Regions from separate parts of the Homo sapiens genome. Here region 1 is linked to region 2. The links are chromatin contacts, found by Hi-C in ENCODE. All regions are on one chromosome and are shown on one strand. The core of a region is the stretch at or near the end of the contact, and the rest is flanking DNA. Distances in the headings are between cores, read along the strand shown. Region 1 overlaps GAB1 (GRB2 associated binding protein 1). Region 2 holds the start of ZNF330 (zinc finger protein 330).

Evidence for each region. Hi-C counts contacts between places; a loop is a spot of excess contacts on that map. Pooled maps may share reads with other maps.
Region 1: a map of naive thymus-derived CD4-positive, alpha-beta T cell shows a loop between it and region 2 (7-fold over the local background). The contact joins the enhancer-like site here to the promoter of ZNF330 in region 2. A Hi-C loop is called at or near these places in 1 of 168 maps with a recorded cell type or tissue (naive thymus-derived CD4-positive, alpha-beta T cell), 1 of 37 single-sample maps with no recorded cell type and 8 of 50 pooled maps.

The regions. Positions count from the first base shown.
Region 1 is chr4:143,356,272-143,360,693 of GRCh38, reverse strand. The region is part of intron 1 of GAB1 (GRB2 associated binding protein 1); the gene reads right to left. Among named protein-coding and RNA genes, the nearest start is that of MIR3139, 15 kb to the right of the region's middle. Within about 2 kb of position 1,558, at least 24 of the 41 ENCODE cell types and tissues checked have a DNase peak (open chromatin) inside an H3K27ac peak, as active enhancers do.
Region 2 is chr4:141,218,683-141,222,812 of GRCh38, reverse strand. It overlaps ZNF330 (zinc finger protein 330), which reads right to left and starts at 1,918. Exons shown (of 10, transcript NM_014487.6): 1 at 1,705-1,918; 2 at 322-447. The coding sequence starts at 441. RefSeq lists enhancers at 1,122-1,626, 1,627-2,133.

The sequences.
Region 1 (4,422 bases), core at 309-2,808, 2.1 Mb before region 2:
AAATTCTTATTAACAACAAGCATCAGGATTCTGAGAAAAATCAACCCACGAGACAACTTTTTTTAGCATGATGGCAAGAATTTGGGAAAAGGGAACTTACAGGAAAAAGAGTTTGTTTTGCCAATTATTCATTCACCTTTTTTTCCTTCTATTTTTGTAGTGTCCAAGTAGGATTCCTTACCCCAAACCTAATTTTATTTTCCATTTTGTCCTTTAAAGATCTCAATCTTCTGATTATAAAATCTAACAGTTAACCACTGAAAAGGCAACAATTCCATGAATGCAGGTTTTTTAACCTTTAGTTCAAAAAACAAAACTTAGAATGGAAACAAAGTATTTTTTATCTCAAATAATAAAAGCAAATTTAAAATAGAAAAATAACGTAAGAAACAAAATCAGAATCAGGAGAATGTAAACTGAAAAATTTCCCAGTTCTTGAATTCCGGTTTTTTAAAATTGATGTGATATATATGGGATTATTCTCCCCCTCATTATTTCAGAGTAGGACACAGAGTGGTGAATCTACTTATACAAAAGAAACATCTGTCTTCAATCCAGGATTCATATAAAGTTAGATCATTTGCACAAGGCCATATAGTTTTATGCAACATACAATAAACAGCCATTTCCTCTTCTACTCTCTAAAATCATTATAAACCAAAGACACTAAAAAATCAAGCAGGCTGCAACTTGCCCAACCTACAGAAATGAGAATCTCTTTTTGGGTATTTTGAACTAACAGTGACTCATGGAAAAAGGCAGGTTGCTGTCAAATTGAGATCTTCAAAGTTAGGGTTCCCCAGCGTTCCTTTGAACCAAGGAACCCTGAAATTGGAGCAAATGCACAGTATAACACAATAGGGAGAAACCATCACCATCACTTTAGGGGTTAACAAACACCCTTTGCCACTGGCAACCCCTGAAAATCTCAGAGAGACCCAGTAGGGAAGGAAGAGGTACTCTAGGAAAGACTTTGACATCCACCATTAGATTCCAATCTTTGGCTGGCCTGATTATAAATGAATATGAAAAGGACATACTCAACAATGACCAGGGCACACAGCCTTACAGAGAGCTTAGAGCACTCACACAGGGGATAAGGCACAACTTTTCATAATGTTAAACACTGAAGAGCAGTGATGTTTTGGGAAACCCAATAATCCTACAACTGGACACAGTATCATGCAGCCACTAGAAATGGTCATCACAAAGCACATGGAAATGTTCTCTCATTATACACCGAGGGAGGAGGAGAACAGGACTTGTCTAGCCTTTACTGTTTTCATATTGGGTAAAGACAGATAAAAATGCTTCCGTGGGTTTTTTGTTGATTTGTTCTGCCTGTGTACAAAACTCATTAATGGAAATAGTTAATAATCTACTTTCAGTATCAAACATTTTCAGTATCAGATCCAGCATGCTACATCTCATCTGGATGAGGGGGTCATCATCTGACCAGAATTTACTATAGTTTCACATTTATTTCCTGTTACTCAGAGAAAACGGAAATGGCCCCAAAGGAGGCCAACCCTGGGGCACCTGACAGCTGGGGTTCTTTACGACATCACTCCTTAAGTACTGTTTAACTTCTCATACCATTTAAAATGTTATCACACATTTACTTAGCTCTGCAGTTTATAACCAACCTACCAAACGGGACAAGCCAGTCTGGATTATACAATATGTAAATAAGCCAGGGAGCTAAGGAGCAAGCTGACAGCAGGACAAGTTGGAACCGGGATAGAAGTTAAACCTTACTACACCTGAAGGCAGCCTCTTCATTCACTTTCTCTTCATAGTGCTTTATAACTAAAACATGGAGAATACAAACACCAATTCAAAAAATTCTACGTATCCCCACAAATACCAATTAGTAAGTCACCAAAATTAATTAAAGGAAACATACAAGTCAATATTTAAATTTCATTTAGCTTTTTTAATCTGATGAACCTACTGAATACTCATATTTGGGCCTGAAAATATTAATGCATTCTAAAGAGATTATCAGTAATGTGTATCTTCTTCTCACACACACATGCTGTCAGCTTAAATGTGGGCACAGTGGCAGAACTGAAGTTTCACTAACGTTGTTTTAGGACTTGAATAAATTGTTTTAGTTTCATGTGTGTACTTGTTTGAAAAACAGATTTTATATTCACCACCTTCAGAGATGTTGAACGCATATCACGAAACTGGTAACACTGCATGAGTATTCCTATTGTGTCAAATACAACAAATTGACATGAGAGAAGCTCTACAAATGAAATATTTAACATTTTATAATAAAAAAGAAAAATACCGAAACAACATTCAAAGGTATTCATCAACTCACATTGCTTCATGAAGATTACAATCGCCTATAAATTTGTCTTTTAAACAGGCTGTTACAATTCAACTGGAAAAAAAGCTATGAAACTTAAAATTGTGTCTATACAATTAATTATGAGTAGATGGTGATCATGTAAGAATCACTGACAAAATTACATGTAAATCATTTAAGAGCAACAAAAGACAGGTGAAATTTAATAACTTCAATCTAAAAACTTTAAGGCATACACACACGTACACACAACGTATAAAATATATAATCATTAAAATGTCTGTTGAAAATTTAGGGCTTGGTTTAACGTACCGGAGTTCTTTCCTAGGTTCTTAGTTTTTAAAAGTGGTTTTTTAAAATAGCAATTTATATAACAGACACATTTCTCAGCATAGTTGCATCCTCTTTCCCTTCCACTAAAGGAGAGATTTACAAAACATGTATAAAAAAATAGGAATGCTCAAATTTATTCTTCCCTCTTTCTGATAATTCATATATATATATATATGATTTAAAACTAAGTCTTAAGAACCATCTTTGAAGAGATAAAGGAAAGGAAAAAGCCCTTAGGGTAGAAGGAATCATTTCCTGGAAATACTACTAAATACACACTTAAGGAGGGGTGAGAGTTGGCATCATGAGACTGTATCTTTCTATTCCAAAGGGTAAGTACAAGACAGGTTGCAAATTGGCCCAAACTATGGAAACTACCACACTGTGGTCAGCACCCACAGCTTCCGCAGATTCTAGATTCAAATGCCACCTCATCACACTGTCATCCCTACCCACCCTTCACAACAGGTAAACAGGAAAAAAATAATCAAGGTGAATGATTTTCAAAGAGTTCCCTGGTGATTTTGATACTCCCCTCACCTGTCCCCCAGAATGAAAACTAGAGAGCTAAGTGTATGCTGCCTCATGTTCTCACCCTTAAAACCCTGTATATTAAAATATCTGATAACCCCTGGTTCCAATGGACTCCTCCCTTGCCCAGTTTTAGAGTCCAAAGTTGTGGTTTCAGCCAGACAGGTGTCAAAGTCAAAAAAGTATTTCTGAACAGATACAGATGTCAGGCCACAAAACTGAAGGCTTGTAAAAACAATGTCTATACTATATAGAGTTGAACCAGGCTGGCATCTTTATGATCTGGGCATCCACTAGGTAGGAGTTTACAGATACCCTAGTTTATCCTATCTGTTCTGTTCCAACCACTGGTATTCACACATTAAGTTTGCAGAAGAGGTTCTCCAGCTAGACTCACAGAAAGAGCTTCAGGACTAAATTCTGCAAAGACAAAAAAACAGGCTGAGTAGAAACTCAAACCCACCCAGGATAGATTACCTAAAGGTATTTCAGAGACATGTCCTAAGGTACCTCTTTTAAAGATATATAAAAAGGTGGTAGAAAGAGAAAGTCCAAAATTTCTGCAGAATTAAAACACACACAAAAAAGGTTGTTCTTTTGAGAGGGTATGGAAAGTATTCTAAATAGCATCATCTAAAATCTTTCCCCTCAAGAAGAAAAAGTAAAAAGTTTACAAGCTCAAATCTCTGCACTCCTCGCAGAAACCCCCATTTTGTTTGGCAGGCCTTCAGATGGCCTAGCTTAGCTGGCAAATATTCAAATACAGTTATTCAAAATATGTTAATGAGGCTAACGTGGTGTTTGCATCACATAACCCAACCCTCCCTTTCTTTGTGTGAACTGAACCTGTGCAGGTTAAAACAGGCGTGCCAAACACTTGCTAACTGAGATTACTGACTGTTGGCTGAGCAACTGCCAATTTAAAATAAGCAGTTAGGGAGAAGGGCTTTGCTCAAATGCATACTGTATTTAAAAATGGATACAGAGTTTCATTTTGATATTCAAGTGACTCCCACTCCCATATTCCTCTATGGGTATGAAAGCAAGCATTAACCATTTACATTCTTTAAGCACCATGTTCAAAGTATCCTAAAGATTCCAATGTACTTTACAAGTACTTTTTTAAAAACAATTTTCCAGTGAAATGTTTTTCATTCCACAAATGAAGAAATGGAAATAGCATTTACACATTGCATAGATAGGGATAACTGGAATCAAAAGTAGAACTCAGTTATTTT
Region 2 (4,130 bases), core at 669-3,168:
GCTAAGAAAATATGATGAAAACCCAATAAGACTAAGGCATTAAAGAAACTGGAAGATGAAAGTTTCTATTATCTATTCTTGTCCAATATCTACCTTTATCACCAACAGTATGTAAAGTAATATGCTAGGTTTTATAATAATATAAAATCCAACAACAATCACTGCCACTCAGTGAAATCAACAGACGTGCCAGAGATACTAAATTCAGCAACAAACTATATGCAAAAACACTGTCTTCACTAAAATTTTATTCAGGTATACGTCAGATAAAATAGTATATAGTTTTTCCAACTACCAACTGATATCAAAAAAAGCTGATACCATTGAGGCATTACATGGATGTTTAGCTAAATCTATAGTGCTTCTTGATGCTCTTAGTTGTTTTTCACGTTCTCGGCGGTTCTCAGCCTTCTTCCTCGCACCAGTCTTTTTTTTAGGCATTTTCCCCTATTTTGACACAAGAGAACAGAAAAGATATAATTGACTGACTGCATTTACTATTTTAATAAACTAAGAAATAGTATAACAAAGTGTCCTTTTTCTTGTTAAATGTTAAACTCTATCCTTTCGATAGTTAAGCACATTCTAAGCCTTATGAAACGTTAAGCACATATTATTCCAAATGAAGCGGGTGATCCTTAACGCATTTATTGGCACTAACGATTCTAAAAATGTAAACGTCAAAAAAATTTACCCTAAAAGACAAACTAGTCTTCTTTTCCCACTAAGAAAAAAGTTTCTCCAATGATAAAGTATTCTGCACCTCATTAAAACAAATGAATCATGTATCATTAGCAAAAACAAAAAAATCATTAATAAGAGCATTATTTAGCCAGTTTATATCACTTTTTTGAGCTATATATTCAGATGACCTGACGCTGCCAACACCTTAAGTATAACAAGTTTAATTTTTCCTATGTAATATGTAAACAAAACATCTAACAGTCAACAAATAACACTATTTATTAACTACAAAGTCAAAACATTCTGAAGATATTTAAGGTATTAGTTGCTCTGACTTTAACAAATGCTCTTCCCTCTACACGCAGTGAGCATGTAATTTTAACGGGGTTCAAATTTACGTTTAAGAGTATGTTTAATTTTCATCATTTAGTTGAAATACAAGATTTTTCTAAACTGAAGTTTTCTGAACTGAATGCTCAATTAAAAAAAAAACAAAACAGGTGGTAAGCAGTACGGTAGCAACTGAAAAATAGCCAGATTTAATAGGTGGTTATTTCGGTAACGTAACGCCCAGACCACTAAGGCACCATTCCAATATGTAAAATGACAAAATCTAGAGGGCGTGCTGCCCTGGCCAAAGAACCTCAGAAAATAATCACGAGGTGATCATGCGGATTAACTTTCTGCGTCCTCAGAGATATCCTCTGAATCCTCTGATAAAGTTAAATCTCATTTTTTTTTCCCTCCAGTTTGTTCTGCACGCTCAAAAGAGTGAATCTTCTTCTCAGCCTTATACGGGTTCAAGCCCTTTTCCGGTAACACTCCAACTTCTTGCATGCACTGCGTGTGTCACCAAATGAGGAAACAGGCACGGGGCACTGCGGCTTTAGGAGTCCAGCCTGGAGCTGGAGGACCCAGTGGGGCGGAGGGGCGTCCAGGGGAGAAGCGGCGGAGGTGCCAGGCGGCTCGGGGACCCGCAACGGGGACCCGCAACCGTCACCCGCCCGCGGGACACCCTACCTCGTGCGCGCTCCGGGCAAACCTCGCTCACTTTCGCCGGGAGACCGGACTCACTCAGGGGGCCGAGGGACAGGGAATGGCGTGAGGCCCACCCGCGACAGCAGTAAATCCAACTCGTGGACCAGGACTCCGGGAAAGAAGGTACTAACAGCCAGGGAGGCTGACAGCCGATTCCGGACACTAGGAGACGGACCGGACGTCCTTTTACGACAGCAGCGCCTTACGGCTGACGTCATAGGACGGGAGCCGCCCACCTCTGTTCGCTCCGCCCCTTCCCCGCCCACTCCTGCGGGGGCCAATGCCCCATTCCTAAGCAGAGGATCTGCAGAAAAGGAAGGGAATGCGAGGGAAAATAGGGAAGCAGAAGGAGGGAAAGCAGGGGAAGGCCCCCTCAGTTTTACTTTTTTAGAAAAAGGAGAAATCTAAAAGGAAGAGGAAAATGAACTCACAGACTTGGTACTGGATCAATTGACTCAAACAGCAAATTCATGTTGAATTCTGTTGGAAACCTTTCCCCACCTCTACATCTTGCGTGCCTCACATCCCACCTTTTCTTGGTTGCTGCGCAAACTGTGCCTTCAGTTGCCTGATGAACTTCCGTACCAGCCTCCCCTGTCTCTTATTTCTGTTATGCCCTCTGGATTCCATTCCTTTGTGAACAAATCATCCCACATTCTCTACCTCTAATGTGTAATCTGCCTGCTTTTAACTGAAACCTGATGATCCTCCCCCTGCATCAGAATCTCCTTCCGATCAAGCACCTCCACCTTTGCATAGCCGACCAAGCTGGGTTTCCTAATCTCTTTCGGAGCTCTGCCGCACTTAGGATTCAGTACCAGGCCTATTCCTGTGCTTTTCCTGCCCTCCCCCTGCAGGAGATAAAAGCCTCTTTATTTGGACCAAAGAGGCCTTCTGGAATTTACTCTTAGATTTTGATAGCCAATTAACCATCTCAGCCTTTTGCTATTTTCAAAGAATCAATTTTACTTAGCAATAACAGTCAATGCCACTGTCATTAAGGTTACTATTTCCCTCATAGTTCTCAAATGCCTGATACATTTTACCTACTCGTATATAAATTAGAATACCACCCCAGTTACGTTAGAATACCACCCCAGTTTCATTACTGATGAAAGTTGTAACTATTGCACTGTTACCTTGTGCCGAGGTCTGTGTGTCCTACACCTACCACCGAGGGGGTCCTCATTGATAGTCACATGGCCTGTGATTCGAATCATAAATCCCATCTTAGCCTAACTTGAACCACTCCTGACACCAACTGTTTTAGGTTGGCTTCCCCAGGAAGCATACTCTGAGTCAGAGAAGAGTATAATGAGTATGTTAGGGAATGCTTTGGGGAACAACATCTGCAGGAGAAATGGAAGCAGGATTGAGCAGAGGGAAGAGTTGACCTGCAGTGACGTCTCAGTGAAGGCCTCGTTTTGAATCTGGGATATCCCTTCAGAGTTGTCTTGAGTTAGGGGAACTGGGCTGGACCTTTATACACCTATGACATTTAGTCACTGGATGAACGCTGCCAAAGGAGAAGAGTGCAACCTTGGGTTAAAGGACTCCTGAAGATGGCCAAGAGCTGGATTGTGTTGGCTTGCTGCACTCTCAGCAGCTCAGGAAATAAGTCTTTCATTGAGGAAGAGGGATCTGGGTAGTGCCTGCCAGTATTCACTACCAAGAGTGATGGCAAAATAAATATTCTGACAAAGACAAAGAACCTTTACTATTCACAGATACTCAGTGAAAGAATTTCAAAGGGCAGTCTTCACAAGATGAAAATGGAATTTAAAAGGCAGGAGGGAATACAAAAAGTAATAATAATCAATTTATTTAATATATAGGGTAAATCTAAAACATTATATAAAACGACAAAATTATAATAAGCAATTTGGGATATGAAAATTATAAGGAACTGAAATATTCTATAAATTCAATGCAATTCAAATCAAATCCTCATATAGATTTTTTTAATGGAATTTGGTTAATTGCTCTCTCAAATTCATAGGAACAATTAAAGATTGAAAAGCCCAGACCATTTTAGTTATACAAGCAGAAGGATACTTTTATTTATTATAAAGCTCTAGTAATTAAAACAATATTGCATAGTTTCAGGTGTCAGCAAATAGACAAATGCAACTGAATAGAAAGCCTAGATACAGACTCACATACATTTGGATATTTGGCAAATGGTATGGGTTGCATTAGCATCAGTAAGAAGACAGGTATTATTCAATAAATGAGGCAAAGACTATTGGCGATCCATATGGAGGAAGATAAAATTAGATCCCTATTAACAGCACATATTTAATAAGTCCTAGGTGGAAGGACCTAAATATACAAAGCAAAAATAAAACTATTTTAAGAAAACATAGGAGAATGCCTTTATGATATTAAAGTAGAATGATTTATTAAGA